Linked DNA regions of Mus musculus: regions 1, 2 and 3 are each linked to region 4. Evidence: chromatin loops called from intact Hi-C (ENCODE). Cell type or tissue: heart. All regions are shown on one strand. Region 1 overlaps Kcnd3 (potassium voltage-gated channel, Shal-related family, member 3). Region 2 overlaps Kcnd3 (potassium voltage-gated channel, Shal-related family, member 3). Region 3 overlaps Kcnd3 (potassium voltage-gated channel, Shal-related family, member 3). Region 4 holds the start of Kcnd3 (potassium voltage-gated channel, Shal-related family, member 3).

Evidence for each region. A loop is a pair of places that touch in the nucleus more often than their neighbours do. Peaks named below come from ENCODE experiments on the same cell type or tissue, not always from the same donor. Only the 100,000 strongest peaks of a DNase experiment are listed, where the experiment ranks them.
Region 1: a loop joins it to region 4, with 10 times the contacts of the local background. A loop is called at or near these places in 10 of 42 quality-filtered maps.
Region 2: a loop joins it to region 4, with 2.4 times the contacts of the local background. A loop is called at or near these places in 4 of 42 quality-filtered maps.
Region 3: it touches region 4 in a loop (2.5-fold over the local background); 11 of 42 quality-filtered maps call a loop at or near these places.

The regions. Positions count from the first base shown.
Region 1 is chr3:105,638,697-105,646,696 of GRCm38, reverse strand. The region is part of intron 2 of Kcnd3 (potassium voltage-gated channel, Shal-related family, member 3); the gene reads right to left. Among named protein-coding and RNA genes, the nearest start is that of Ddx20, 45 kb to the left of the region's middle. In heart, a CTCF peak has its summit at 4,340 (motif pointing right); a DNase peak (open chromatin) is centred at 4,316; H3K27me3 peaks cover 406 bases.
Region 2 is chr3:105,543,572-105,551,571 of GRCm38, reverse strand. All of the region lies in intron 2 of Kcnd3 (potassium voltage-gated channel, Shal-related family, member 3), which reads right to left. Among named protein-coding and RNA genes, the nearest start is that of Kcnd3os, 95 kb to the right of the region's middle. In heart, no CTCF peak of the experiment used is centred here; a DNase peak (open chromatin) is centred at 3,001.
Region 3 is chr3:105,510,889-105,518,888 of GRCm38, reverse strand. All of the region lies in intron 2 of Kcnd3 (potassium voltage-gated channel, Shal-related family, member 3), which reads right to left. Among named protein-coding and RNA genes, the nearest start is that of Kcnd3os, 62 kb to the right of the region's middle. In heart, a CTCF peak has its summit at 3,044 (motif pointing right); a DNase peak (open chromatin) is centred at 4,478; H3K27me3 peaks cover 1,057 bases.
Region 4 is chr3:105,447,700-105,455,699 of GRCm38, reverse strand. Kcnd3 (potassium voltage-gated channel, Shal-related family, member 3) reads right to left here and starts at 3,810. Exons shown (of 8, transcript NM_019931.2): 1 at 2,983-3,810. Kcnd3os (potassium voltage-gated channel, Shal-related family, member 3, opposite strand) reads left to right here and starts at 2,745. Exons shown (of 4, transcript NR_040759.1): 1 at 2,745-3,147; 2 at 4,030-4,185; 3 at 4,272-4,571; 4 at 7,280-7,510. In heart, CTCF peaks have their summits at 2,654 and 4,926; DNase peaks (open chromatin) are centred at 2,629 and 3,949; H3K4me3 peaks cover 3,365 bases; H3K27ac peaks cover 1,690 bases; H3K27me3 peaks cover 5,693 bases.

The sequences.
Region 1 (8,000 bases), 190 kb before region 4:
GTCTTGGGGCGGGGCTACTCATCTTTGGATTCCAGGTGCCCAACACGATGCATGGTGCACAGTAAGAACTCAACGGCTCACATGAGCAATCAAGCAAGCTCTTCCTACTGTATGATTCTGTGAACTGGATTGGCCTTGGGGCTAACAAACCAAACTGCAAGCCCCAGGGAGGCAGAGGTATGTACAACTGTACCTAGCACGAGCCAGACACCCAAGAGACTTACTGAGTTAGCGAAGAAACTATAAATGTATTTTTCAGTGGGACTTCTCCTTTGGCCAACTAAATCACCAGAGGGCTCTACTGCTATAGGATGTCTACTTCCTAAATATGCTTACATCAAAAAGTTGTATTTATTTATTTTTATTTATGTGTATGGGTCTACATAAATTTATGCGCACAATGTACATGCGGGTGCCAAGAAAGTCAAAGAGGGTGTTGGATCCCCTGCAGCTGAAGTGACAGGTGGTTGTGAGCCTGTCATATGTGCTGGGAACTGAAACAGAGTTCTCTGCAAAAGTAGCAAGTTCTCTTAATTTCTGAGCTTTCTCTCCAGTATCCTGCATATGCTTTCTGATGAGATGTGTGGTTCACTTGAGGCAGATGAAATTCTGTTTTACTCCAATAAGAAGGAACCAATCAGAAGGCAGAATCACAGCCGAGGTGTGAGCAGGGGGCAGAGGAAGACCACTGCTGTTCCTAGGCATAAGCCAACAAGGGCCCAGTGATCAGGGATTTGCTCCTGGGCCGACACAACAAAGATTACAGAAAGCTAAGTTCAGTCCCTGGGAGTGGGCTGAGTGGCTCCCAGATGGCAGCACCATATTTAAATCCTGTCCTCAGGTAGACTCTAATCTGGGCCTTCAGAATTCCCACACATCAAGAAAACAGAAACCACAAGGAAGGAAGGAAGCAATTGTGTGGTTAAGGGACAGAGGAAGAAAGTAGACTCAGAGACCCCCGTCAAGGCCTTCTGACACTAGAGTAGTAATCTGTGAAATGGTCTGTGGAACAACCCAAACTGGAGTCTCAAAAATGAGCAAGAATATAATACTTCCGGGGAGCTCAGGGCATGGACCCCAAAATCAGCACTTCCAAAAAGGTGCTCTGGGCAGCAGTGTGAGATGGGAGCTCTTGTTTATTGCTTCCTGCTTACTGAGCACTCTGCCCAAAGGCCATAGGTAGGGGTGGGGACTAGAACTTCAGTCTAGTTCCTTCTTGTGGGCAGCTTTGGAATTGGATCTTCAGATTTTATTGTGAAAATGGGTTCTATATGCTCCTGAATTTCAGGCATGACACGGGAGATTCCTTATGTTCAAGAGTAAGAAGTGGCCTAAAGTTCTGGCTGGACAGTTCAAATCACCGGGCTTAAGGAAGGCGTGATTACTTTGAGTCATGATGAAGAGACAGGTGGAATAATTAGCCTTTTGATGAGATAATATGTGTTTCTTTACCAGAACTCCTACTCTCTGGTGTCTCTAGAAGATGCCATGGAGTTCTGTTGTGTTAGACCACCCGACACAGAAAGAGGTGACTTCTTTTTCTTTTTCCTTTCTCTTCTTACAGATGCCGAGTAGAACTTAAATACTTTTTCCCCCCTCCTCGACACCCTGGCCTTTACTCTTTTTCCAAAGCTCCTTCTCTGGACACCCCACATGGCTGCTTGCTACCTCGTGGCTGACCTCCATGCCAGCTTAACTCAGACAGCACAGCCTTTCTCTGCTCTCATGGTCCAGACAGCCGCCGAGATTTAGAGCTCACCTGCTCTGAGTTTTTCTTGTAAATTATAATGGAACTGTTTTCGAGCTTCAACCAGCCAGCCAGCCAGCCAACCAGGACCTACTAGGACGATGAAAAGAATCAGTTCTAGAAGTAAAAACCTACTCATTCATTAGGACTGAGTGTGATGCTGTATACTAACCAGCTGTCCTCACTATAGGAGACCTTCTCTTTCCAAACTAGTTCTTGAGGACCCTCATGTTGTCCCTTGTTCCTGGACCCGAGTTCATTCCTAGTGTGACTAGTCGGAAAGCAGTAAAGAGCAGGGTGTATATGTGTGTGTATGTGTTTGTGTGTGTGTATGTGTGCACGTGCCTGCACATGTGTGTGCATTTATGATTGTGCACACGTGTGTGTGTATGTGTGTGCCCATGTGTGTGTGCCTATGCATGTGTATGTGTGTGTGTCTGTGCTAACCTCGTCTCTGAATGAATGAAGCAATCACAATAGCCACATTGCAGAGCTGAGCAAAGCTAGGTCACTACAAAGCCCAGTCTTTTTGGGTCCCCTGAAAAGCCCACTGACATGGACCAGCAGAGGTGGCAAACATACAGCAAACCAAGAGGAAAACTAGATGGGGATAGAGTAGCAAGTGCCACCCGTCCGTCTGTGGATAGAAACTGGGAGAGACACACTCAAGCTCACTACTGGTCTCCCCTCAGTGAGAGCCCATGCAGGTAGGAGCTGGGATTTGCCTATTTATGATGGCACTTCCTACATCCCTGGCCCTAGATGTGCTTGCTTTGAATGTGATTGTCAGAAACATTTGTCCTTTGAGGAAGAAGTACAGAAGGAAGGGTTGAGGTCCCAGAGGCTCAGATGGCCTTTATCTCCTGTCTGGGCTCATAAGGAGAGATGACACTTGGGGAGGCAGGGCAAGTGGAATCAAGATACACTGGCATGTGTGCTACTCCAGTCTTGATTGGCATGCTTTTCTGGAAACTGCACATTGCTCAGTTTATCTTCCCCAATACCAGATCCTAGGAAACCCTTCACCATTATCTTCCCACACTCCTGGGTGTATGGCTTGACCCAGAAGAGCTGTGTGGAACAGACCATGTCTGGCCAAACCATGGAGTTCCCTTGGAGACCTTGTCCCACAGGCGAGCACCATCTGCTGCTCTTTCTCCATATGTGCATCACAGACGCCCTTCTCCCTGGGTCAGATGCTCGGCCTTCTGCCACCTGGGGCTAGCAAGCATCTGAGAAACGGATGTGCTACCACAGCTCCACAGTGGAGCAAACCCCAGGACAAGCCTTTGGTGAACAGCATGGTGGTCATGAGATGCAGACGGGAAGGCTGGATACAGGGATGAAGGCTCTTGAAAATATGCAACAAAGGCCTGATGGGACCAAGGTCAGATACCAGTGACTCTCAGGGGTGAAGCATTGAGGTGGAAGTGGTAGAGAGATAGGCTGCGGATGCTGGGCTAGCTAGGCAATCAGCCTGAGGGACTCCCTATGTGTTGCTTGATGATATGGATCTTCTCTAAGCTCCAGTCTAGCCTCTGTTAGCTCACCTGGGATTCTGTTTTCTGTGAAATAGGTAGAGACAGACAGGAGGAGAATGTTGGCAAGATGATGCTTGTTGGCCTGGGGGGGGGGGAGGCACATCAAATTAAGATGCTAAGAGATTAGGTATTGGAGCCTGTACGTGGTCACTAGGTATCCCAGGCTATCCCAGTCAGCACACAGTGTGCTCTTTCCTGCCAGGACTTTTGTCTGCATTCCTTTCCTCTGCTCTGAGCTACGCTGAGACTATCTTCTGCATTCTGGAGGTAGGGAGGTGTCCTTCCCCTTCTCCTCCCATCCTCCTCTTCTGAGGACTAGTTCTCCCTCTCCCATTAAGCTACATCTAACTCAGTCTTAGACTTACAGGACTGGCAGGCCACCCTCCCTAGCCTCTGTACTGCCCAACTGGTGGACTAGAGTCAGATAGGCCTGTGTGGAAGTCAGTGTACCCTCCCCATCTCTCCCTTTCCTTCTCTCTCCTCCTTACCCTTCCCCCCCTCCAGCCGACAGACTTCCAGCAGTCACAAGCTTCCTGGGTCTCATTTACTTATTCTGAAAAATGAACAACAGGAATTTTCTACATAGGGCTTCTATGAAAGTCCAGCCCATCACAGCATTTTCTGAGCTGGGAAGCGATAGCCTCTAGTTACCCTGCACGAAGTCAGCCGGCCACTCGTGGACTGCTCTTGCTGTCAGTTCATCTTTAGACAGCACCTTTGAGTTCCTGTTCTGCCTTTGGGGACTCTAGAGCTCGTCTGATCCTGTACCAACATGACAGATCTCTAAGTTCCTCGGGCACAGCCTGACTCCTCATCTCATTTGGCATAAACTGCTGGTGGCTGTTTCCCAGTTGCCTTTCCACTCTGTATAATGTGGTTCTGGAGTCAGAGGCCATGTGCAAGCCTCTAGCTGTGTGACTTCAAAGCAGTGAGAGTTTCTAAGTCTCAGCAACAACCCAGACCTAATTGGCACATTTAGGTCCAAGTCTTTCCAGTACTGGGTGTGACCTCTACCAGGGCAGGCCTGGCACAGTGTAATGTCATCGCCCAGAAGAGGGCTCCATAGCTCTGCATGGCCCCAGTGCTTGCTGGGCACATGGCCAGCTGTTTTAAGGATACCTTAGTGTGGAGGGCTAAATTCAGTTCACCTTTCTGAGACAGGGTTTTCCTTGAACTTTTAACAGGACTGAATTTCTGGGTCCCCCAAATTGTTAACAATTACTTCTAACATAGTCTCGGGTACTTAAACCTGCTCCAGAGCCTGGGGCCAATTTAGTGTTTCCAGTGAGTGGCAGAAAATTCTGAAGAGTCCTTTTACATCTTACGAGTTTGCAGCCCCGGGGCGAAGAGCTTCTGGGCTGGGGTTGATTTAGCTCAGTAAATTCAGCCAACTCTTGATCATTCCCCAAAGTATATTTTTTTCCTCCTTTTTTTTTTCCTCTGGAGGGTGGAGATGGGACCACATATGAGATCTAGCTCGTCTGACTGAGCATGAGCTGAAAAGACAGATAGAGTAGGTGCCCTCTGTCTGCCAGGAATAGGAGAGTGGGGGCTTCTTTGGTCTCTGCTCTCTGAGCCTTTGCATCTCTGTCTCTTCACTGTCTCACACCCTCCTGTGGTCCTGAGGAGAAACTCCGACACCAGTTTAGCATCTTTCTATTTCCACATTGCCCTCTTGCCCTCCAGAAACAGGTTAGTGACAGCAGGGACTATTGTCTCCCTGGTCTCTGCTTCTCTAGTGCTCCTCCCAATGTTAGGTTTCATTACAAATTTTATGAATAAGTGAATGCTTATCTGATTCTTTTTCAGTCCCTGCCTCTCAGCTCCCCATGTCCACAATGGTCTCCTTGACCTGGTATCTGAACAGCTCCAAAGCGCAGGCAGCCTTTAGGGATGCTTTCTCTCCCAATCACCCTCTCTCTACATGTGTATGGGGGGGGAGGGAAGGGAGTCCTTGGGGTGGTCTCTCCCCCCACCTCTGTCTGTCTGTGTTGGGGAGGGAGATGGGGAGATGAGGAGAGGGAGAGAAAAGGAGGGAGGGAGGGAGGGAGGGAGAGAGAGAGAGAGAGAGAGAGAGAGAGAGAGAGAGAGAGAGCAAACCCCTCTCTCCTTCAGGGAAACCCTCTAATATCTATTATTAACACACACACACACACACACACACACACACACACACACACCAGGCCAAAGCTAAAAGATACTTTTAAAATGATCTGTTCCTCACTCCTCCATTGCTGGTGGGATTGCAAGCTGGTACAACCCCTCTGGAAATCAGTCTGGTGGTTTTTCAGAAAATTAGACATAGTACTACTGGAGGACCCAGCTATTCCACTCCTGGGCATATACCCAGAAGATGCTCCAACATGTAATAAGGACACATGCTCCACTATGTACATAGCAGAAGCTAGAAACAATCCAGATGTTCTTCAACAGAGGAGTAGATACAGAAAATGTGGTACATTTACACAATGGAATACTACTCAGCCATTAAAAACAATGATTTCATGAAATTTGCAGGCAAATGGATGGAACTAGAAAATATCATCCTGAGTAAGGTAACCCAGACACAAAAGAATATACACGGCATGCACTCACTGATAAGTGGATATCAGCCCAAATGTTTGGAATACCCAAGATACAATTCACAGACCATATAAAGCTCAAGAAGAAGGAAGACCAAAGTGAGGATGCTTAAGCCCTTCTTAGAAGGGGAAACAAAATACTCACAGGAGGAAATATGGAGAAAAAGTGTGGCGCAGAGACTGAAGGAAAGGCCACCCAGAGACTGCCCCACTTGGGGATCCATCCCATATACAGTGTCCAAACATAGATGCTATTGCAGATGCTGGGAAGTGCTTGCTGATGAGAGCCTGATATGGCTGTCTCCTGAGACAAATACAGAGGCAGATGCTGGCAGCCAACCATTGGACTGAACGTGGGATCCCTGATGGAGGAATTGGAGAAAGGACTGAAGGAGCTGATGGGGTTTGCAGCCCCACGGGGGGAGCAACAGTGTCAACAGGCCAGACAACCTGGAGGTCCCAGGGACTGGACCACCAACCAAAGAGTACACATGGAAGGATCCATGGCTCTTGGCAGAGGATGGCCTTGTTGGGCATCAGTGGGAGGAGAGGTCCTTGGACCTGAGGGGGTTTAATGTCCCAGTGTAGGGGAATGCCAGGGTGGGAAGGCGGGAGTGGGCGGGTGGGTGGGGGAGCATCCTCATAGAGGCAAAGAGAGGGGGATAGAATAGGGGATTTCCGGAGGGGAGACCTGGAAAGGGGATAACATTTGAAATGTAAATAAAGAAAATACCCAATTAAAAAAGATCTGTTCCTAACAGGAGAAAATTATTGCCAAACTTTATATAGATTTAGAATCTATAAAGAAATCTAAAACTCAAGTAGGAATCAATAAATGGGCTCATGACAATAGTTTTTAGATGAAAAAATAAAAAGTGGCCAATACATTGAAAAAGTGTTCAAAAATCCTTAGACATCATGGAAATGAAAGTTAAAGCTGCTTAAAAAAAAAAAAAAAAAAACCCTTAGCAAACAAAATACTTCCCTGAGATTTAGTCTCGTCCTAGTTAGGAGTGCTGACAAGGTTGTGGGGAGAGAGGAGCTCTTATTTAGTGCTGGTGGGGTGCAAAGTGGTGAAGCCACTATGGAAATTAGTATTTCATTAAAATTAAAACTAGAGTCACCATAGGGCTCATTGATATCATTCCTGGGCACAGACCTGCGGGGTTCTAGTTGGCACATTGCACATTTCTTGCACCTCTATGTTTTTTGTTTTTGTTTTTTTTTTTCAGTACTGCTCACAAGAGCTTGAGTTATAGACCAAACCTAGATGCCCATCAACAGACAAAACGTTAAGGAAAATGTGGTAAGATACATAAAAGAATTTCAGCCAGCTATAAAGAATGTAGTAATGTGTGTGATGGGTAGAGTTTGAGATTATTTTGTTAAGTAAAATAAGCAGACTCAGAAAAACAAATATCACATTTCTCTTATATTCAGAAACTAGATGTAAATTTATATATGCATCTGTGTGTATGTGTATGTATATATGAAATGAACGTGGGGCCATGGGAGGAAAGGAAGAGATCTATCTACATGGAGGAGGGGACAAGAGAGGGTACTGGAATGACATAGCATAGAAGCAGAAGGGAGGATGATCTAGGAGAAGGAAGGAAACTGGTAAGAGGCAGAAGAGATATGGGGACACTGGTGACGGGGACAAATAACAGGTGTAAAGATGTTTATGTGTGGAAATGTCATAGTTAAACCAATCTCTTTGTCTGCTAACAAGAAAACGAATAATAAGAAAAAGACATGACCTACAGGTAGGTACCATTTAAGCTGAAGAAAATATGTTCCGTGCATGTTCAATATTCATGTGTTTTGAAATGGCACATATCTGGAATTCACTTAAAATACTTTAGGGGAAAACACAAGAGGGCCAGGTGGTGGGCTCAGGAGGGCCCCTTACTCTTCTTGAGCATCCTCACATCCTCCAACTTCCCCATGATACAAAGTCAAGCTCAAGAGTGAAGCGAAGGACCCTCCACTCTTTCCCCTGGTGTTTGGACTCCCAAGACAGCTGGCACACATGAGAAGCACCCTGCAAGCTGAGAGTGCTGGTGTTGGCCTGCAACCGCTGAACTCAGGAGCTTGAGGCAGGAGAGTACAGAGCTGGAGGTCTACACA
Region 2 (8,000 bases), 96 kb before region 4:
TCTGTCTGAGCTAGCATGGCTGCTGGGCTGGGGTTTATGGGCCGTGTTCAGCAAGCTGCTGCTCTTCTCTGGACCAGGCTACAAAGTACACATGTCACCATGAATGGGCAGATGGCTGCTAAAAAATATGGAGGCAGGTGCTTGTCAATGGGTCATTGTCACAGAGTCTGGCCTTGATTGGGCAAGAAGGAAGATGGAAGGCCGTGGCACTCTTTGTCCTGAAGCTGGCATACCTTCCCCAAGCAAGTCCCTAGACAGGGGCTCACAGGTGCCTGCAAGCACTGCCTCTGGACTTAGGTGCTTACATCATCACTGCATAAAATAAAGATTCTCACTCCTCTGCCATTCTTGGTCTAGTGGAGGATGGGATTATGTGTCAATGGAATAAGTCACTATACCAGTGTTGGAATGTGCTGGGGAGAAAGGCCAGAGCAGTGGAAGGGGAACGGGGAAGCCTGGGAAGCCAGAGTGGGCTTTCTGCATGAGGTCATTCCTGAGAGCTCCAGAGTTAGTGATGGGAAGACTCAAGAGGAAAGGCCTAAAGTGGGCCATTCCTAAACTGGTGAGAGACAGCAGACCAAGTGACTAGGACCAAAAAGAAGTGCTGCAGGAGATGGATTTAGGGAGGCCATGAGAATCACATCACGGAGAATATTAAGGACATGGTAAAGATGGTAAATCTGGACCTGGACAGTTCCAGTGGTGGTTTGCTTATTTAAGTTTGAAAAGGGTCATGTTGGTTGCTGGGATGAGTACAGTGTCCAGAATGCCAATGGTGACAGCAGGTGATCTCACAGTGACACAGAGATAACAGTGGTTCTCACCAGTATGGTAGGAACAGGGGTGAGAAACATGGTCAGGTTTTGTATGCGCCCAGAAAGAAGAAAAGCCAAGTAAGTGTCTTAGAAGTTGGATACGGAGGGCCAGAGAACTCACGAATCAAGGATGACTCCAGGGCTTTTGGCTTGTATACCTGAGAAGACGCAGTTTTCCATTCAGGAAAATAAATGAGGTGAGGGGGAGAAAGCACAAGTTCAGTTTGAGATCCCTTGAGTTTGAGACATTCACCGGATCCCTAAGTGGAGATGCTAAGAGCTCACACAGTTACGTTAAGTGTCGAGTTTAGGAACGAAAGCTGTGGTGGTGAACTTTTGTTGACAGCTTGACTGGATTAAGAAGCATTCAGGGCATTAATAGAGCACAGCTTTGGATGTGTCTGGGAGAGGGTTTCCTGAAAGACTTAACTGTGTAGGGAAAACCCATCTGGATGTGGGTAGTTTCATAGGTGGGGGTACCAGAGTGAATGAATAAAAGAGGAAAAAAAGAAAAAGCTGGCTGAACACCGGCATAGCCACCTCCTATCTTCTTGGCCATTACCATGAACCAAACGGCTCTGGTTATTCACCCATTCTCTGTTCTCTTTTCCTTCCTTCCTTCCTTCCTTCCTTCCTTCCTTCCTTCCTTCCTTCCTTCCTTCCTTTTCTTTCTCTCTCTCTCTCTCTCTCTCTCTCTCTCTCTCTCTCTCTCTCTCTCTCTCTTTTTTTTGAGACAGGGTTTCTCTGTGTAGCCCCAGCTGTCCTGGAACCCACTCTGTAGACCAGGGTGGCCTCAAACTCAGAAATCTGCCTGCCTCTGCCTCCCAAGTGCTGGGATTAAAGGCGTGCGCCACCACCGCCTAGCTTCTGTTCTGTTTTCTAAGCTGAGATCTCCTACTTCACGCAGTTATGATGAAGCCACTTAGCGGTGTTGGTAAAGTGTCACAAACACTGCGGCACAACACATGTTTACCTAGGAAAACAGGTACAAGGAAGAGAATGCGAGCAGATGAGTCTGACAACTCTTTCAGAGAGGTTTGGCAGTGAAAAGAAACAAAGAAAGGGTGAACGTCTGTGGCTGGAATGTGGAGTAACAGGAAGGCATTTTACAAAGACCGGACAGAGAGGCAGTGAGTGCTGAGGACATCAGTACCTTAAAGTGACTCACTGGTATAGAAGAGAGATGGGGGGCTCGCTGAATGACTGTCTTCCTAGAGGCGTGAACCCCAAGGCACAAATACTCCAGATGGCTTCTGCATGCCCCTCAGGGTATCCCCATAACCGTCTTCCCAGCAGATCGTGACTCTGCTGTACAGCAACATGTGCCCTTTCTTGACTGTATTGATCACCATTTGATTTACCACATTACTTACGGTGTTTTTCTGCCCCCTCATCGCTGTATAAACTCTATAAATGCACGGACCTGTTTGCTTACAGTTGTACCTCCAGAGCTTATGCGATGCCTGGTACATAAGTCCTCAGTGAATATTTGCTGAATGAGCAATGCATTAGCAGCTGTAGGGAGGGTCTCCTTGCCCACTGGGCAAGATAAGCTTTCTTCTTAAGTGGTTCAAATATTTTTCGAGTGCCTATGTTCCAGGAACTGCATTAGGTTCTGGAGAGTTAAGGGACAAATCAGATGTCACCTTTGTCTTTGCTTAGCCATCTTCCCTGGGAGGGTGTGTGCATTCGATTTAAAACAAACAAACAAACAAACAAACAAACAAACAAACAAACAAAAAGCACAGGTAATGTAAAATCTCTGAAAAGCCTTACAAGAGAGGACGGAGAAGGCCAGGCTCTCACAAGCCTAGGCGTATAGACTGGGTAAAGCTTCCTAGCAAAGGGGATCTGGGATTGAAGAACATTCTGGCCATGGTCAGGTGACATGAGGGGTGGACTCAGTGTTGCAAGTGGAGGAGCCATGTGGGCAAAGAGTCGAAAGCTCACTTCAGGCCGGGTTTGTCAGGAAGCTAGTTTGGCTACTTGGGCCCTGATTTTCTCTCTGTTCAGACTCTTGCTGTTCCTGTTGTAGCACATAGTAGGCTTTTCCCCTGACCTGTCAGCCACTGCTCTGAGAGCCGTGTCTTCAGACCTCAGACAACAGGCACCTCTGAGCAAAGGCCTCCGACCTCCAGCAGCAGCAAGTCATACCCGGTCAGAGCCCAGGAGTCACGTGCTTATAAATGCCTGGGATGTCTCCACGTGCCTGGCTCTATCCTGGGCATTCGGGAAGCAGTGCAGAACAAGGGGCAGAGGGCAGCATTGTCAGGGGAGATGCCAGCATAGGGTCCGTCCACGTGTAGATTGGCAGTCTTCCTGCTGGGTCTTCTGGACCCTCTGGCTCCTCACAAGTCAGTTCTCACACATCAGCTGTATCAGGCTTTTCACACAGCACTGCTGGTCCAGTCACCCCACTTGAAACCTCCTGCCAATTTCATGACACCTCACACATACTCCTAGTAGACCTGTGGCCTGGCTACTTCCTCATTGCCTGTAGCTTCCTCTATGCTTCCCTTGCTCTCTCTGCTGCAGTCCCCAGCCTCCATCTTTTCTCAGGCATGGCAGCTCGCTCCCACGGTGGGGACCTCACTGTGTGGCATGCTTCCTTTTCATATGGAGGTTCCCCAGCTTTCCGTGGCTCCTGTCATCCTGTCAGTCCTTCCTCAGAGGCCTCACCTCATACCCTGGCTAAAGCTGCCTTGCTTCCTGCTCTACCCAGGCCCATCTCTTTCTTGGCACTTGGCTTGGAGTTACTAAGGCATGTGATCTGTGTATGTGTTTATGCCCACTGTTGACAAACAGGAACTCAGTCTCATTGTAGCTAGGACAGTAGCTGGTTCCTTGTAAATGCTAACAGACTTTCTTCCTAAGTCCTAGGAGGAGGAGCAAGAGGAGTAGGGAGAGGAGGAGCAGGGGGAGGAAGAAGAAGAGGAGAAGGAGGAGGAGGGGGAGGAGGAAGAAGAGAAAGAAAGAGGAGAGTAAAGGCACTTGCTGCCAACCCTAATCACCTGAGTTCTATCCCTGAGACTCGCAGGTAGAAGGAGAAAATCGATTCCCAAATCTTGTCTTCTGACCCAAGTGCTCAAGCACACACACACACACACACACACACACACACACACCAGCTCACAAATACATGCACGCAGGCGTGCACTCACATGTGCACAAACACACACTGAAACAAAATATAATTTTAAAAAAGCAAAGAGAGAAGAAGAGGAAGGCAGATGAACTGGAGGGAAGAAGTGGGAAGGGGAACAAGGATGAAGACAGTAGAGGGAGGGAAGAAACAGAAGATGAGGTTGGGGGGGGGGAGGAAGAAACTCAGAAGAGAGGAGGGAGGAACAAGTAAAGGGGAGGAGAAATGAGGAAGGAGAAGGAGAATGGAGAGAAGCGGGTGGGGGGGGAATAGAAGAATGGGAGAAAGACTAGAGAAGGGGAGCGGGCAGGAGGGGGAAGACTCTGCCTGGGGGGAACAGGCTGTCTAGTAGACTTGGGGGCGTGGAGTGTATAGCCTTGACTCTGAAGCTCAGGGGAGGCCCTCGGGACGTGGAATACACGCCAGTCTCCTTGGCCTCAGAGAACAAATGGGGAGGTGGAGGAAGGAGTAATAAAAATTAAATTAAAAAAATTTAAGTTGGAAGAACAAATTATTTGGAGACGAAGCAAAAATATCTGTGACATCCCGAACACTGTTTTAATGACAGCCGTGTGGGAGGACGGTTTAGTCATATTTCTCATTTTCCTTTCCCCAGGGAGCTGGATTCCAGCTCTTAGGCCTCGATATCAACCCTGGCATGTTCCCTAAATCAGTCACCTTACTGGGTTATTTGGCATGAATCAGGGGGCTGCTGAGAGGCCCTTCTCCATCTGCTCTGAGCGGCTTCCTTCGCCTCCCTGGGGATAGCCTCTGGACCCAGTGGGTGGGCAGGAAGCTGTGAACAACACCAGCTCCTTCCCAGGCCCAGTGTGCAGGCCTGCTGTATCATCATACCTCCTGTGAGCTCCCGGGGTGAGGAAGAGTTCCACATCCGTGCGCGGAAGAAAGCTTGGTCAAATGCCAGGGGGAAGAGCGCAGGAAGCCACCCTGCTGGCCCTGCCTTTGGACAAAATCGCTTTCAGAAAAACTGAGGAGGACTGTCGCTGGCTGGGAGGCCCATGGGCCCACACTCAGTGCCTGGCTAGTTTTCCTCCCGGTGGTACAGGGAGGCAGATGTGACTGTCCTGTGGATGAGAACTGGATGAGAAGTGAGGTGCCCCTCCCAGGAGTGTGGTGGATGCATGTAGGATGAAACCAGGTTTGAAACTCACTTGATACCATAGTGCAGACTTCACAGTGCATAGATCAGAGGTCAAGAGGGATTAGGGGTCAGAGATCAAGATGGATTAGGGTGGTCCTTCTGAGAGCCAGAAAGAATGAGTGGGTCTGGTTCTGACAGCACGGTGCCATTTGGACCTCACAGCTGGGCTGGAGTCCCATCCCTGATATCTACTAGCTAGCTAGAAGACAGCATTTGACTTCAGTTTTCCTTACCTGTAAAATGGGAAGAGTGAGATCTGCTAGAGATGCCTGCTGATGGGCTCACGTGAGCTTAAGAAAGGTTACAATGCTTTGCAACCTCTGGAGCATTGTGCCAGAAAGGGAGGTGGAATCTTTCATGAACACTGCCACAGAATCTTGGTTAAGCACTGTGTGGGCTCTCAGCGTGCCTAGATTCTAACACTGGCTGCTTTATTTACGATCTGTAAAGGTTGCACAAGTCACTTAACCTCTCTGTGCCTCAGTTTACCATCGATGAGGGTGGGGCTGCTAATGCTTTTCTCGTGGCATATAACTGGGGCGGAGCATAAATGCTGAAGAGTCCTGGCGCCTGCAAAGGGCTTAAAAGCTGCCATTACTGCCATCAGCTCCACACCACTCTAGCCCACCAGAGGGTAAGGCCCTTGAAGCAGCAGCACCTGTCCTGCCCATTGTATTTCTGTACTTAGAAAAGGGCCATGCACAGAGTGACACTTGACTCATGCTGATTAATAAAGGGGACACATCAGCATCTACCAGCATATGCCCTGCCCAGTAAGTGAAAGAGACTTAAGTCCTCCCCAGCATCAGTTCAGTGTTTGGGATGTTTTATGGGAGGGAGGGGTTGCTCGACACCTCCCCAAAAGCCTTAGCCTTGGCCCCTGCTTGTCTGCTCGGTGGTTCTTAGAGAGTAGAGGAGTGAATTTGTTCTAGGTCCTGTCTCTTCTCTCAGAACACTCCATTCCCTGAGGCCTTGGCAGGGCTTCTGGGCCTCAGTCCTGAACATCTTGACTGCATCTGGTTTTGTGGCTTCTTGTCATGCTGACGGGGTCTGAGTGTTTAGATGCTTGTTCTTATGTATCTGTTAGCTAGTCACCCAGGCCTTGTGCGGGTATATAGGGTGGGTAGATGCCAAGTGTCCATGCAAATGTAAGGATATTCCGGAGCACTGGTGGGGAGTACGTGGCTGCAGGTGTGTAACTGGGAAGGGCTGAGTATGCATTCAGGACTGGGATGAGCAACAGATGTCGAAGGTGCATGGGTCCATATGTCACAACTGAGGTATAGACAGAGACTGGATAATCTGTGCACAGAGAAATGCACCCTGTATTGTTAATCCAAAGGCTGGCTAAATGTGTACTAGATATAAAGGAGGAAATACTTTCTATTTACCAAATAAATGCCTTAGGTCACCAGATAGGTCAGAGGTCTTCCATCTTCAAATACAAGCAGTATGTATTGCTATCCAGCCTTATCAGGGTATGGTCAGTTCTGACCATTACCTGTGATGGTCAATTCTGATCATTAACTTGATTGCATAAAGAAACACCTAGGACATTAGTGAGGCATGTCTTTGGGTATGTTGTTGAAGATGCTTCTGAAAGGATGAACTGAAGAGCATCCCTGGATGCGAGCAGCACCAATCCATGGTCTAGGGTCTGACTGAGAAAGGAGAAAGCTGGCTGAGTGCCTGGTCTCCACTTTTTCTGCTTCGTGGTCCTCCGAGGCAGAAGCTGGTAGTTCCCTGCTCAATGCATGCCTTGCCGCCATGCTGGACTACAGCTCCTGAGCCATGAGCCAAAATGAACTCTTCTTCCCTTCAGCTGCATCTTGTCAGCAATGAGAAAAGTAATTCACATAACATTACAAGAACAGTGGGGGGAAATTGGACTACTGGGTTTGTCTCCCAGCTTCAGCATGCCACGTATCAGCTTCAGCATGCCACGTATCTTTTACTTGCCTTGTCTGTCAATCAGGGGCAGCACTGGTCCTCCCTGAGGTGGTAAGGATGGATGAGGTGCTTGGGGGTGGGGGAAGGGTGGATTCCTCCTGCTCTTATTATCTTAGCCTTCCCCTGTCTTTATCACAGCTGAGTGAGAAACACTGAATTTACAAAGCCCAGCCAGCTGTTGAAGGAGCCTCCTCAGACTCCCTGCCTGCCAGCGGTAACTGCTCCCAACACCCTCACCATAGTTCCAAGACTATGAGACTTCAAGACTTCAGAGGTCCTGGCACACTTGAAGCTTGTGGCTTCTCTAGTCATCTTGGGACAGGAGTTGCTCAAGATTGTCACTGGAGGCAAAGAGCCACCAACCTTGGGAGCTTCCTGAGGGTCAAGAGGAATCTTTTGTTTCTGGGTCCTGGGATTGGCACAAGATGTAAGCATGAGGTCATGGAAACTCCAGCAGGTCACCCAGGTGGCAATTCTGGGTTCTGGGGACTGGTTACTGAGGTGGGGCTTTAACAAATGACAAAGTAAAGGTCTTACCATGGGGAGTGCAAAGTAAAGGGGACTCCAGACACTTTTGTGGAAGAAGCTGAGACCATGGGACTCAGCAGCAAGTTGGGGGTTAAGGGTCTGGAGGGGGGGTACTCCTGCAACTATGGCTGCCTCAGCTCTCAGCTACAGAGCCAGCCTAACATGGTATCCCCTTGTCTCCTTTATGGATTAAGCTTTGCCAGGTCTCAACACCATCTCAAATGGTCTTTTTCAAAGTGACAATGACTGTCACATGAGTGCATAGGATAGGGTCATTATCTGGTCCCTTCTATTTCATAGCTGTGGTAAGGTGAGTGCTCTGTCAGCCTCCCTTAAGCCTTCTGTCCTTAGTGATGATGGCTCTGTTATCACTCCTAAAGGACCTCTAGCCTATGACTTGCTC
Region 3 (8,000 bases), 63 kb before region 4:
CAAGCACCAATCCCTAACACTATTAAGGATATTTTGTTATGCTAGCAGACAGGAGCATGTTGTCCTCTGAGAGGCTCCACCCAATAGCTGACTCAGACAGATACAGACACCCACAGCCGAACAGTGGATGGAGCTTGGGGACTCTTATGAAAGAATAGGAGGGAGGATTGCAGGCCCTGAAGGGGACAGTAACTCCACAGGAAGACCAACAGTCTGGACCCTTGGGGCTCTCAGAGTCTGAACCACCAACCAAAGAACTTACCTAGGCCTCACTGCTCATATGTAGCACATGTGCAGCTTGGCCTTCATGTGGGTCCTGAACAACTGGAACAGGGGCTATCCCAAAAGCTGTGGCCTATACGTGGGATATGTTCTACTAGATGGGCTGCCTTGTCTGGCCTCAATGAGAGAGGAAGAGTCTAGCCTCACACAGACTTGAAGTGCCAGGGGGGAGATCCAGGGGGGCTCCCACCCGATCAGAGGAGAAGGGGGGGGCATGGGAGAAGAGTTGTGGGAGAGGGTGACAGGGAGGAGGCAGTGAGCAGGATATAAAGTAAATACGTAAAAAATTAATTAATTAATGGAATTAAAAAAGGGGAGGTGAGCCAGTGGTTTTCATTTTCTCTATGCGTCTGCCTCTAGAGGGGTCCCTATGCTTCAAGCATCTCTGGAAAATGCAGGCACCGAGGGAAAGGAGGGCCCTATAATGCAGTCTTGGCCTATGAGCAATGACTTCCTTTCAACAGTGGCTTCTTGTTATACTTACCATCTCTGATTTATCCCTGCTATTTCCAACATCCAGTCACCAACTCTCTGGATTAAGATTTCTCTGTTTCAAACTTTCAGAATGAACCAGGTGGTGCATGGTTGTAATCCCAGTACTTGGGAGGCAAGAGCAGGAGAATCACTATGAATTCAAGTCCAGCCTGGGCTACAGTGTGAGACCTTTTTCTCAAAAAGCTAACCAACCAAACAACAACAAAACCCAAATATTCTGAATAGCCTCTGTTTTCTAAATTAGAACCTGGACTAGATAGAATGCATACAGGCATAGCTGGAATTCAAGTTCAGGACACCAAATAAACTACTTTCATTTGCTGCATCTTAAGTCAGAAATCATCTAGGACCCAATTGATTGCTTTACTCAGGCTCCAAAACAAGGAGCGACTTGTCCATGGTTACTATCTAGTTCATGGCAGAGTAACTAGTTCAAAGGGCAGCCCCCACCTCTCAGCTTTCCCAGTGGTGTTTTTCCTCTCTGATATGTCAGCGCACCTGCTTCCCATTGGCCTTTGATAAGTCCCTGCTTTGAATAGCTAGCTTGCCCTCCTTGCCTTGGAGCTAAAAGGTATCATAGCCTTACTGTCCTAGAAACTGTTGGGAGATGGCAGGCCAACCTAAGGTACTGAGCTCCTGCCAACATTCCTAAGCCTATGATATCAGGTGGAGAGGGTGACATAAGGAAAATATATATGCAAGAGATGTATGCACAGCACTAGCAAAATCCCTCAGCTCCTGCCTCCGCCCATGAGGTTCTCAAGGCAGCTGGAAAACTCATTCTGAGGCTTTCCTGTCTTAAAGCCTTAAAGCCAAGAAATGCTTGCAGGCAGCCCTGATTTGTCCAAGATGAGCACGAAAGAGGTGCCTTTACTGTGAACTACAGCCCCTTTAGCATCTTTAATTCATGAGCAGGGTGGGGTGATCAGGGAGACAGCAGGAGGAAGAAAGGGAGGGCAGGAAGCATGGAGATGAGTTGCCCAGAGTTAGAATAAATTGATATTCCAGCCAGGTCCTGCACAGCTAAGCAGATTCAGTTTGTTCATGAGGAAAGGACACACACTGTTGTCAGGAATGCAAGGACTCTACTTACCCACCAGACCACTGTGCACTGGCAGCACTGTTGAAGATCCACCTGCTGTTACTTCTGTATGTCCGTCCATCCATCCATACATCCCTGCACGAATTCATCTATCATCCATTCATCTCACCATCCATCCATTCCTGCATCATTTCATCCATCAATGCATCCATCCATTCCTACATCCATCTCACAATCCATCCACCTATCCATGCATCCATTCATCCATCCCTGCATCCATTCTTGCATCCCTACATACAAACACCCACCCAATCATCCATCCACCCATCTATCCATTCATGCATGCATGCATCCATCCATCCATCTATCCCTGCACCCATATCCCCATCCATTTACCCATCCTTGCATCCATCCAACAACTGCTCACCAAGTGTAGTGCAGAATTAACAGTGAGTTTTTCTGTTCAGAGAATTTAGGTTTAAATCTGCCCTCTGTTCCAGGGTCAGATATAGGACTTTGGTAAAGAGATTTAACCTCCTTGTGCCTAATGTCCTTCCTTTTCATGTGATAATAACACTCAACTAACATCATTAAGAGAGTTAAATTAATACATGCAGGGGCTCAGAACAGTAATTGGATTGCAGGAAGCATGCTGAGACATTGATAGCTACACTGGTTCTGAAGACAGATCTGAATTGGAGTTCTGTGTCTAGAAGCTGGTAGTTGGATGGCTTTAGACAAGTCATTTGGTCTCTCTGCTCCATGATTCTTCATCTACAAGAGAGTTTCTGCTTTGTACGGCAGTTGTGATAATCAATGAGATTGTGATATAAACTAAATGTCCACTGGAATCCTCTGCTGGTCCAACCGCCCAGCCCTTGAGGCTAATGTCTATGAATGACCCAGGCTTATATATTCAGGATCGATGACCACTGCAGGCTTCAGGTGAACACTGGTACTCTAAGCATGAGACTTGGCCGTGTCTGGTTCTGTCCTTACTTCTGTGACCACATGTCTAAATTTACAACAGCAGGTTCTCCATTAGCAAAATTAAGGTGCTAGAACTTAAGGGTTTCTTTTAGCTCAATCATCCCAAGAGGCATGTGGCATTGTCCCAGCCTCTCTAACTCTACAGATTCACTTTGTCTTGAAATCAGTGTGCAGAATGGAGTGGAAACAGCTCACAGGGCAGACCAGCATACAACCTGGGTGAATGCCAGTGATACCCAGCAGAGGGCTCTCCTGGCCCCTCATCGCTGCCTCATCATCAGAGCTCATGCTAGAAGTCCAAGACCTACTACAGGTGGCCACATTCTTCATTCTGTGTCTCACCTCATTCATGGTAAGAACTTCTGTTTGTCTGGCTTGTTTTGGGCAGTGTCCTTCAGGAGTTCCAGTACTTAGGAGCCTGCTCTGTACCTGCCTACCCCAGAGTTCAGACGGAAACCCCACCCAGATCACTGGTGGTGTGTATGCGATCTTCTCATTTCCATTTCCCAAGTCCTAGTCTCCACCGTTCTACTATCCAAGGCAGCATCTGGGTGATTTATTCCTTGCCATCAGCTAGGGAGACCACACAACGTTTGCATATCAGAGCCATCCAAGCCTATGGCTTTATTCTGCAAACCTCAATAGAGAAGGTTCTTGGGGCCCCTATCCTGTAGTAAGTGATCCTCCCTACCTGACCCAGCCTCCTGAAAGCCACAAGCATTGAGTGGGGGCATAGGAAGTCTGACACTGTCAGAGGACAATGAAGCCCAAGAAGAATTTCTGAACTGTCTCTCTACTGTGCCCCAGGGCAAGGCTCACCAGCTCAACCTGCATCAGGCTGTTCTTGGTACATGATCAGTTGCAAGCAGATGGCCTGTGTTGGCACTAGCTACTGAGGGCTAGGCATAATGCTTCTATCCTATCTCTGCCCCTGCTTATACTTACCTTACAAAGGGTCTCTAAGTACCTGTGTTCCAGGCATGGAGAGATAAGGTAGAGTAGAGAGGTACCTACAGTGAATAGCTCCTTCACTGGAGCCCATAGTCTGGAAGGAAAAAACCATGGCTACCTAAAGAAATAATTTCAGCAGTGTGTGCTAAATGGCATGCTTAGAGAACCTGGAAGTTTCTGGAAAACATTATGCCTATAGATTCAGGTAGCAGAGGCAGTGACAAAGCATCTCTTTCTTTGTGCTTCAGTTACTGGAGTTTTGTTTCATGGTTGTTAACATGTGAAGAGGGAGCTAAGCCACAGCCTGGAAATTGGGGTCTTGGAGTCACCCAAGGACAAGGAAGGGCAGAGCCACCTCAATAGAATGGCCCAAGTTCCTGTGCTTAGGAAACACCTTCCAACCAGGACGTTGTCAGGCTTCAGGACAGGACAAAAGTGGCCTTAGATGGCCTTGGTCTAAGAGGAGCTGAGATCTAACTGCGGCTACTCTGGGCTATTTCAGGGCACAGTATTCCTAAGAAATCACAGTCTGACCTGTCCTCCATGTCCAGGCTACCTTGCACTTGATTCTTTAATTTCCCTGGAGGGAACATGTTCTGCTTCTGACTATGACCCTGGGAGGGACAAGAGCATCCTGACAGCCCTGTCCTCCTTGCATGTATCTCCACTCTGCCAGGGAGCACTTCTGAGAGAAATGTTCATGGAGCCGAGCCAAGTGAAGGCAGGCTTATCTCTAGCTCGTGGGTCACCCAGCATGCCCAGGGACTGGATTCAGAGGTCAAGGGATGCTTCACTCTCTCCTCAAATGCCCCCTTGACCTCTGTACTCAGATGAATGACAGGGCTCCAGGTGGGACAAGGATGGATCAAACCAGCTTCACTCCACGTGCCTAGCTGCCCATGCTTTTGTGGTTACAGCAACAGCCCCTGGTATGGGCACTCAGAGTTGCCAGATTCTGTGAGACATGCTGATCAAGATTCATAGCAATCAAGGGCTCTGCCTAGGGTCCTAGACTAATCAGTTCCTCCAGAGGATAAAGTCAACTTTGACCCAAACAGTTGAGTCATGGTTCTGGTTGTTGAAAAACAGGCAAGAGCGCCCACCTGACCTGGAGAGGAGCCTTCCGAACAGAAGCAGGCAACAGAACAGGGATCCTAGCCAAATCACACTTCCTTGGCCTAGGCTTGTCCCTAGTCCTCCTCTGACTGGCCAGCAGTTTAAGACACCAAGGGGAAAAGCTGGGAGCTATGAAGCCAGTTCTCTACAACAGCTTACTTGAAGCTCACACTATATCAGACACTCTGCTACGAGCTACACACTTTAGTTTATTTGATTCTCAGGACATTTTTCCTATTGCATTATGGGCAGTGCAAGATGATGGGACTGGCTCAATGTGACTCTAGGTCAGACTCTAAGACCCAGGAATAGGAGTATAGAGCCTGAATTCTTCCTAGAACATTACACTCTCTGAAACTCTTCATTTAATGTCAGGCAGATAAAAGTTCTAGTGACTACAGGAAAAGGTTCTGGGGTCAGAAGCCAGCAGACACTGGTTCTAACTGTATGATCTTCAAGGCCTTCCTTGGGCCTCAACTAATGGGGTTAATGCCCTATAAGAAAGTTAAAAACATCTGTCTAGAGAGGCAAACTGGAGTCTGGCTCAGGTCTGTACTCTTACACTCTGGAGGACTGCTACAAGTTTGAGGCTAGCCTGAGCTACATCATAAATTTCAGAAGAGCCTGGGCTACATGAATGCATGAGCGAGACCCTGATTTTAAAATACAAAACCAAACAAAAAATGATAAAGAAGTTAAAATATGCAAATATCTCAGAGGTCTAACTTCTCAATTCCTTTGGGTTTATATTCAGTAATAGTATGGCTGAAACATATGGCTCTATTTTTAGTATTTTGATGAATATCCATTCCTGTAGTGGCCATACTTACATTCCCACCATCTCTTTATTTATAATAGCAAAGTCACAGAATCAACCTAGATGCTGTTCAACAGATGAATGGGTAAAGAAAATGTGTTATATATTCACAATATTCAGCTATAAAGATAAAATAATGTCATTTTTAGGAAAATGGGTGATACTAGAGATCACCATGCAAAGGGAAATAAGACAGTCTCAGAAAGACAAATACTGTGTTTTCTCTCATATACAGAATCTAGATTTAAATATGTGTATAAATTTGTATATGTATGTGTGTGTGTGTGTGTGTGTGTGTGTGTGTGTGTGCTCATGTGTATGTAGATATGTGCTTATGTGTGTGTGTTTGATGGAAGTGAACAGACGACCACAGCAGGGGTGGAGAAGTCAGAAGGAGGGAACAGCAGAGGACGGTGGTGGAGGACATGCAGAATCTGGATGTAAGGATGTTGATGTGTGACAAGAAGGAGAAGGGGACTTGTTCAGGCAGGAGGCGGGGCCAGCGAGGGGAGCAGGGATGGGCAGGAGTAGAGGCTAGCATGTGCAGAGCACAGTGATGCCCTTGTATGAAATGTCTCAATGAAACCATTGTAGCTTACACTGGAGACTAATTTAAAAGAGGTAAAAACACAGTAGTATTCTTACTCCAGCATTAGTGACTATTGTCCTACAAGTGTGTAGTAAGGGCTTTTCTGATGTTCTTGCCAACACCACATCCCTAGTTAGGTGGCCTGGCAGGCCATTTCACTCCCATCTTGTCACCTGGGAAACAATGGAAGCATCTGAGGTCTAAAGCACCCTCTGAGCAAGCTGAGTGGGTAGTGGGGAGACAGCAGATTCTCCTGGCCTGCACTTTTAGAGCGCCATCAGAGAGATGCCTTGACACACCCACACATCTGTGCAGATGTGCCAGTTCAGCCCTCTCTCCCCGGCCCTAGGTACTCATCATTTCTTTTTCCAACTTATTTTTCCTCTCCATACTACTCACCGGCAACTGGCAGAGTATATCTTATTAACCATCTCCCCCAACTATGCCACAAATTCCAAGAAGGCAGGAGCTGGCTTGTGCTGGTCACTGCTAAATCCCCAGCTCCCAGAACAGAGCCTAACATAGGAGGTGCAAAGTAAACACAGGCATGAGAGGGAAGGAAGGAATGTGAAGTAGACTTCCAGCCTCCCTGCTCTACCTCGGGCTCCCACAGTGCTCTCAGCCACTCTCCCCATCTGCTTGCTCCTTCACTGTGTGGCTTTGGGAAAATATGATTAGGTTTCCAAAGGTACCAGAAGTCTATAGAAGAGGGCACATGAAGGGCTAATAAGAGGCTTATTTAGCACTGACTGAGTGCCTGGCCCTGGGCTGAGCACATTATGCACATCAACCATATTAGCTCTTTTAGTCCCCATCCAAACCTGGTAATTTCTAGTTCACAGGGCAGAAAGCCGAGGCAAGAATAGCTAATCAGCTGGGAGCTCTAGAGCAGGAGCTCAGCTCCGGAACCTCATTTGCTAAACTCTTTGAACTCGGGCGGTACTCTCATCAGCTTCATCTCTTCTCCCTCACTCTCCTTTCTCCCCAAAGGCCATTCCACTCATCCCGTACAGCCACCCAACATGGACGTGCAGAGAGCTACAATATGCCAGGCACTGTTAGCCATTAGCTGTCCTCAGAGGCAAGAGTCCCTTCCTACCTTAGCACATGGGTGCTTCCATGGAGAGTTGGCCATGTTCCTTCACACGTCACAGCCCAGTATTGAAGGAATGACTGTCTAAGTAGCTTCTAGACTGGGTATCAGAACCTGGGGTAATAAGCTCCAGCCCTGATGCCACTTGGGAAATGGACCTACCCTTCCGCATGCAATAGAGGAGGGGCATCCAGAGACGTTATGCAAGGCTTCCTTCCCTACCCTTCTATCTCCTCTCCCAGTCCTAGTATCCCCTTCCTCTCCACTGATCTCAAAATGTCTTCTTTTCCTAATTATTATATATACTAATTATTTTCGTTTACATGCCTAGCTTACCATTTATATCTAATTATTGTGTGTCTCTGAAACAATTACGCATACCATTAAAGCTGTATCAGGGTAGCTGTGGCGAATTTTATTTAACTTCTGTACCAGATGATTTGTATGTGATTCATCTCCATGCTCCATGGCACAACAGCTTCCTCAGCTGAGCTGGGGACACCGGGGTGGGTCATACTGCCCCCACTCTTTGATGGTTCATCAGCACAGTAACTAGAGTGGCAACAGCAGAAGGAGCAGCAATTGTAATCCCTACGATTGACTGAGCTTGTATACTGAATGGCGT
Region 4 (8,000 bases):
GGCTCTGGGGACCCTTCAGTCTGTTTTGGTACTATCTATCCTGAACTTTTGGAAGCAAGCCACTGCTAACTTACTGGGTTGCAGAATCCTCATCTGTAAAATGAAGGAGCTAGGAAAGAAAGTGACAGAGAAGAAAGTGACAGAGGACCCATTGGTTCTAGTCATTCTCCTGGATCCAGGACACAGAGACCACAGCTCCAGTCTCTCCGAAACTGCCTTGTGATGGCTGCCCATGCAGAGCGGGAAGTGGAGCATCTGGGTTGGTTGCTGTGGGGATACAATTAGCCTGAGCCTCATCTCAGCAGAGGGAGTTCTGGGAATTCCTGATGAGGCTGGTGCCCAGAACAGGGCACACAACCTGCATCACTTGGAACCCAAAGCAATCTAAGGTTCAGCCTACCCACAGAAACCCACTCACCCTCCTAGAAAAGAAAAGAACTGGGCCTCCAGCCCCTCCTGGCCCTTTGACTCATGACCCCTAATACCTCTGCTGTATCTAAGATGGGCGCTGGCAGGGGTTCAAATGGCAAAGATTAAGAGACTGCTGAATCAGGACCTACTCGGGAAGAGCCTTGTTAGCCAGACACATGGCTCCGAGAAGACAATGCCCTTCTCTCCTGTCAGTCTCCCAGTACTGCCCCTTGGACTCTGGGATCCCATTGCCAGCTGCCTGACTTTGCAAGCTGAGCTCCATGCCCTCAGCTCCAACTCTGAGTCAACTCTTCTAAGGCCATGAGCAATTCACAAACTGCTTTCTGATGGGTAATTGAAAGCTCAGAGCGAGGCAACGTTAATCCTCTCCCTATCTATCCTAAAGTCTCTTGTCCCAAGGGCAAACTTTTACCCTGTACAATAATCCAGGGCAGTCTTTTTTCAAGAAGGCCCATGCAAGTACCAGATCATCTCCGGAGATTCAGAACCTATCGTTCAGGTTTAGAGTGCCAAGAAAATAGCAATTACCCCTTTACTGCTTTCTGTGCACATGTGCATATGTGCATACATGGACATACATGTACACACCTCGGTTTGGAAGAGGACTATCGTCTATCAGACAACAACCTCAAGTCCATACCAGCCACGCCCACCCAACAACCCTGCAGGGATGACCTGGCTTAAACAGGACTTTTACAGGTTCCTGCTGCAACACTCACCCCTAACAGCACCAGTGCCTCTCAGAGCTGGCCTGGGTATGAACCCTGCAACAGGCGCTATAGTGCGGCCCCATTTCCAGCCAATGGCACCGCATACGCCTCCCATACCACGGCTTTACTAGGACATGGGTGCTTTACAAATGAAAACTCTGAAGCTATTTTTGTTTGTGGCAAAAGAGTTTGACAGTAGGAAAGATTTGGCTGTGGGGTGAGGTAGGGATGCAGGAGGGAGAGAGATTAAAACCAGGTAAATGCAGAAATGACAAACATGAAAAAATCCTGAAAAAGAAAAAGAGAACACTTTCTCCTGCTGTAAAAAGTCAGCTGCCTGCTAAGCAACGTCTATTTTAGAAGCAGAGGGTCAAAAAAAAAAAAAAAAAAAAAGGCAGACCTCCTGTCCTGGGGGGTTGACACTTCCATTTCACCTGAACAGACACAAAGCAGAAAAACAAACAAAAAAAAAAAAGTCACATCACCAAGATCTGCCCTTCAATGACCTCGGAGGAGAGTCCTCAGAAATCAGAGCTGGTCTGGGGAACTGTTTCACGCCCCCAGGGAGTCTGTCCCGTGTCTGCGGGATTTTGTTGGGTATGAAATGAGCATGGGGGCCATGCTGGAGATCCCGTGGGGCACAGGCCTGGGACCTGCAGATCCTCTTCTTTACAGTGCCTCTCCTAGCTCCTAGGATGGCCAGTGCAGTTTCCCCAAACTCTTTCTCCAGCCTCCTCAACGGCAAAAGGAAGCCGCTGTTAATCGTTCTTCCTCTGGAGGTCCCTTGTGTACTTACGTCTTATAGCATTCAAGACGCAACATGGAAAAAAAATAAACACATCAGCTCCTTTCAGTGGGCCGGTATGTGTCCACATGGGGAAATGTACACACGCTTTGCATTGAATGAATGCCCAGAATCCCCCTTCCCCCCGCTTTCCGAGATTAAACCTTCAGGTTCCCTGGAAGTAACAGTAAATAAGGCATCGATTCAAGCATCACCTACATTCATGCATGACCACCCTGTAAAACCTGATTACTGATTGCATTGTGCCGCCTATCACCCCGTGAAAGTTCAGAGGCTCCGTCAAATACACGGAGACTTTCTTTGCCTTGATTTCAGGTCTGGAACCTCTCAGCCTGTTGCTGACTTATCAAGGCTGCCCGGGATAAAAGGAGAACAACGTGGGCTGAATTAAATGCCAGCACTAAGAAAGCACAGGAATCTAGTTGATTTCCAGGTAACTTCTCTGCCCATCCCTAGTGTAAACACTCTGTTAAAACAAATTTGAACCCCCTTCCCTATGGTCTCTCGGGACACTTATGGGACCTTTCCCGGGAAAGAAAAGATGTGCCAGGCAGGACGAGCTGGACCAGCCTCATCCTCTAACAGGCAAACACAGGCTCGCCTGGCTGGAGAACTTTGCAAAGCGCCCCAAACGGCTCCCAGCTTCCACTCTCAGCCATTTCTCTTCTCAGCTCACAAAGAGCGGGGACGGAGCAAACCGTCGCCACCTGCAGCCAGGTCCCGGGGCGCTGCTCCTGGCGCCCGGCGAGGGAAGGCAGGCCAATGGCAAGAGGGCAGAGGTTCACACCCCCACCCCCAAACCTCTCGGCGCCCCAGTGCCCGGAGGTGGCTCTGCAGCCCAGGGAACCGACGCCCCCAGGCCGGCTGCTTGCTCCCCCACGGCCCGGCCCCACCCCCAATCCTTCCGGCGCCCCAGCGCCCACCCACCCGGGCGCGGGAGTGGGAGGGTGCCGCGTGGGCAGCGGGAGCAACAGGCGTGGGAGCAGCGCTCCTCGCACTTGCTGTCTCTGGGAGGCTCGGTCGTTTCCCTCTTACCTTCGCCGAAGCCAGCCCCAGGCCCCGCGCCCCGCGCGCGCGAGGAAGCTGAGGCCAGGGGCCGCCGAGGCGCAGAGCGCCCAGCAGCGCGGGGAAGCGCCCAGCAGCCGCCGCTCGGGCGGCTCCTCCTCGCCGGCGAAGTCTCGCTCGTCCCTCCTTCACTCGGTCGGTTCGTGCGTCGGTCCGTCCGTGGGGCCGTTCCTCCCCCGCTGCCGCCGCCGCCGCCGCCGCCACCGCCACCGCCGCTCCAGCCCGGGCTTGGCAGCGTGTCCCCTCCCCGCCTAGCCGCTCCGCTCTCGGGCTCGTGAGCTCCGGTTCGCTCGTTCCCTGCCCCCGCCGCCGCTGATGCCGGGCAGAGCGGAGCCGGGCCGGCCACGGGCTGCCTCTCCCGAGGAGGCGGTGGGGGCGCGGCGCGGGCGGGGCGGAGAGGAGAGTCCGGGGGAGGCGGCGAGGCTGCGCCCTCCGCTCCCCACCGATCCCCACGGGCCGAGCGGCCCCAGGCCGGGCCCGAGAGAGCAGAGCGGCCAGGCTGCGGAGGGAGCGAGGAGGAGGACCCGGGAGCCTAGCCGCCGGAGGGTGCCCAGGGCGAGGGCGTGCGAGGGGGAGTGACTCTGCGCGAGGGTGTGTGTGTGTGTGTGTGTGTGTGTGTGTGTGTGTGTAGGGCGCGCGCGTGAGTGGGGGGGCTGCAGCGGGGGGGGGGAGGCGGGGAGACTAGGCAGAGCCTGGTGCGTCTCCCCAGGAGAGTGGAGGAATCCTAGGGTGTGCCTGGAGGTGGTAGTGGAGTGTGCGGACGCGAGTGTGAGCGCGTGTGCCGGCGAGGGTGGGCATGGGGCGAGCGTGGCAAGGTGAGCTTGGCTTGGGGGTGGGGGAGGAGCCGGGCGTGCGGCGTGATCGTGAGTTCGGGGGCGTGTGTGGCTGGGGACTTAGGAAGAGGTGGTAGGGAGCGCTGGCGTGTATGCGCGTGGGGTGTGTACACTTAACTGGCTGTCTGTTTCCCATTCACTGTCCACGCGGTAGAGCAACTAACTCCTCTCCTTGGTCACCTAGTGAGGTGCAGCTGGTCGCCGCGCAAGCTTACAGGCTGACCCTGAACAGTCAGGTGTGTTTGCCAAAGCTGGGAAGATCCCACGGAAGACAAACTGCCTTTATCTCCGCGTAAGAGCCACTGTCGTTCAGGAGTGACCTCTGACACATGGCCAGAAGGTCAGGATTCGCTCCAATACCCCACCACGAATACCCAGAATTAAGACTGGGGATTTAGGAACTCTCATTTCTCTATCTTTCCAAAGCGGGCCCAGGCCCTGGATCCTTTCCAGAGCCCAGAGTTATCTATTGCTTAGTACTCGGACCCAGCGTGAGGAGTGGGACAACCACGGGAGCATAGGATCCAGCTGAGAGTCCCAGGACCATCGCGGCAGCAGAGTAGAGCCCAGTCCTGGCTGCTAAGCCAAACCGTGGCCGGCTTTCCCTGTGTCTCCGGCCTGGGTGCTGGGACTCCCGAGCCTGGAGATCGCGAAGCAAGCAGCTTCGTGCCTCTGCCCGGACCGGAACGCCTTGGCTTGAGAGATGGCAGCTCTGAGTATGGAAAGGTGTGTGCTGAAACACAAAAGCAGAGGAAAGAGAAATGTGCGGAGAGGGTGAAGGCGTGAGTCAAGAATAGGGTTTCTGGTTTGTGGCAAACCGATCCTGTTCCAGAAGTGCAAGTCGAGGAGTAGTTATTGAGGTCTCAGCTACTCTGGGCCTCCAGTACTTCTGAGCTTCTTTTTCATAGGCTCACTTACCCTAACCAAAGCTCCTTTAAGTTTGTCAGTATGAAAGGTGTACAATTGGCCCTTCAAGAGGTGGGTGTGGACCCCATTAACATTTGCCCAGAGTCCAAGAACCCCGTGAGATTTGCATACTCATTTGCATACAGTACTAATGATTAACAACACTGCCACTCCCTGGCCAACCCTGGAAGAATTCAGGGAAGGCCCTGGCGAGGATTCTCCCTCCCTCCTCTATTTGGGAGAGGTTTTTGTTGTTGTTGCTACTGCTAGTGGTGGTGGGGTTTTGTTTTGTTTTTTTGTTTTTTAAATCTCAGTTGAATTGACTCCTGAGAGAAGGTTCTCTGTCTCTGAGAAGCCTGGTCCCAGTAGTGACATTTTCCTTTGATCTAACACCTTCTGTCCAGTTTTGGAGCAGTGAAAATATAATATCTTATTTCTGTCGAAGTTTGAATTTCCTGTACGGCATTGCCATTGTTCAGCAACATAAAGGTACTTCCAGGATCGAGCCCCCCAAACTGTCAGGGAGGGAACACCACTAGACTCTTGGAGTGGTCTACTAATGTGACAGCTTGTGGTCTCTGGGACTTTGTAAGCCATTTGTGGAGACAGGACACTCACACCCTGCCCCACATCCTCCAATCCCGATCCTCAGATGCTCATACTTGGCAATCTAAGTGCAGTGCCTGTGAACTGCTCTCTCTCTCTCTTTCTCTCTCTCTCTCTCTCTCTCTCTCTCTTTTTTTTTTTTTTTTTGTCTCCAGTATCTCAAGAAAAGTAAGGGAGACTTGGATTTCTAGTTCAGGCCACTGTGGGTTTTGTTTACAGTTCTCCTTGAGGCTGGATGGTGAGGAGAAAGAAGGTACCTGGCTTAGGTTCAAGCCACTGGAGGAGACACTGTCCAGGAGATGCTGGGTACCCTCCATTTCCTCCTAGAATCTCCCTAGCCATGCCTGTTGACTCCTTCCCCCCTCTGCCTCTGGACCAGCCTGGCCGGGATTTTTCACTTGCTTTTCCCCCATGACGCGGCCGCTTTTCCTTTAACTCTCAGCTTCTATTTAAAAAGCTAATTTGGGAGCCTGTCGATGCTCCCAATTCAGACATTTTAAATAGGAACTGAAAGTCAGGAACTGCCAGGGCAGTAGGTTTCCTCCTCTTACCACTGACAGGGCTCAAGTGTTGGTTCAGTCACTCCAGCCCCAGTGTGTATGTGTGTTCTGCAAGCTCAGAGTGTATTTCAGGTTATCTTTTCCATTTAAAGACAATGCTCCTATGGGAGATTGCATGTGTGTGTCTGTGTCCTTTCCAAGCTGTGCACACGTAAGGATTCTTCCTTGGTCCCGAGGCTCTGGTGGTGTCTGTCGCCATGTGGACTGTGAGAGAAAAGAGCAGCATAGCTTATAGTCTGCTCCCTCTTGGCTGTTGTTGCCTGCGCTGTTCTTTCTAGCGCTGTTGAACTCAGGCTTGCTCTTTGAAGCTTGCCTAGGTATCCTAAAGGCTCGCTCTAGCCCTCACTTCTTGTGGCTGTCCTACTTCGATTGTTTGTCCCCGTGCTGGGCAACTATTTTGAAGTTGGGACTTTTCTGAGGGTTGCAAGCTTTCTACATTGAGAATCTCATGTACCTTGAAGGGGTAAAACATACTTTGAGGTCAGAGTGATTCAATCTGTCTCTGGCTGTTACTAGGTTTGAGCCTGTCTCTGGCTGTTACCTGGCTGTGGGACCATAGGGAACTTACTTAACCTCTCTGTGCCTCCCCCACCCCACCATCTCTAAAATGTTCAATGATAAAAATTACAGCTCTTCAGTGACTGTCATAGATAACATGCCTGGAATTTGGGTAGTTGTTTGTTGTTTAAGATAGGAGGTATGGAGAACTTTGTCTAGGAAAAAAAGTTAGAACTGTCAGATTGTGTGGGGGTGCACGGGCACACACATTAAACCACTATGCACATGACAATACAAATGCCAGGCTGGAGCCTGTCAGGTCACATTGAATCATGGGGCTGAGTCCCTAAGCTCCAGAAGAGCATAAGGGGACAGAGCCAGAGCCATAGGGACAGCAATAAGGAAGGGGACAGAGACAGAGTCAGAGACAGTGATGAGGAAGGGGACAGAGAGAGATTCAGGGACAGCGATGAGAAAGGGGACAGAGACATAGTCAGAGACAGCGATGAGCAATCCACATGCCCAGAGGTAAGTTTTACACAGAAGGAATAAGTGCTGAGACCTGTCTGTCCACAGGCTCCAACCTCCTGCTTTATCCAAGCATTTACCCAAACACACACAGGCAGGTTCCAGAAAATGAAGCCATGGGGAGTGTTCAGCAAGAGTAGCCTCCAGTTCTTCATGCCACTTTTCTTTTTCTCCTCTTCCTTCTCTTCCTCTTCCCCCTCTCCCTCCTTCTCTTCTTTCTCTTCATCCTCTTCCTCTTTTTCCCCATCACCTCCTCTCCCTCCTCCTCCTCTTCTTTTTTTTTTTTTTTTTTTTCTGGTTCAGTCCCTGCTTCTCACTCCCTTGTCTCACCATCAGGCAGAGGAGCTGATGAATTTGCTACCAGAGTCCATTTCTTTCAGTTCAAAAGAACATGAGCATATGAGGAGGGACATGGGAGACCAGAAGCCAGAAGAGGAGCTACGAGCATAATGACATGGGCCCTCTGGGGGGTCTGGGGGGACCCATTGTGCCTTGCAAATCCTGAGGCATATTCAGGGTCTTATACTTTTTTATTGCTGTAATAAAACATCATAATCAAGGAAATTTATAAAAGAAAGTGTTTAATTTGGAGCTCTTGGTTTCAGATGGTTAGAGTCCATGTCCACCATGGTAGGGAGCATGGCATCAGACAGGCGGGCATGCTGCTAGAGCAGGAGATGAGAGGACCCATAAGCACAAGGCAAAGAGAGAAGAGAGAGGAGAAAAGAAGGGGTGGGGGAGGGGAAAGAGGGAGAGAGAGCTCTAGCTAGCTAACTGGGAATGAAGTGGGCTTTGGAAAACTCAAAGCCCACCTCATAGTGACACACCTCCTCTAACAAGGCCATACTTCCTAATCCTTCCAAACAGTTTCACCAACTGGGGACCAAGTATTCAAACACATGTGCCTATGTGGGGGTTGGGGTAGGGAGTATTTTCATTCGAACCACCGCATCTAGCTATGCATGTCAATTCCGAGCTGGAACATCCCTAAGTTGGCTGCTGGCTGTGTATTCTGTGCCTTTATGGTAGACATCAATACTCAGAGATACACAAAGGA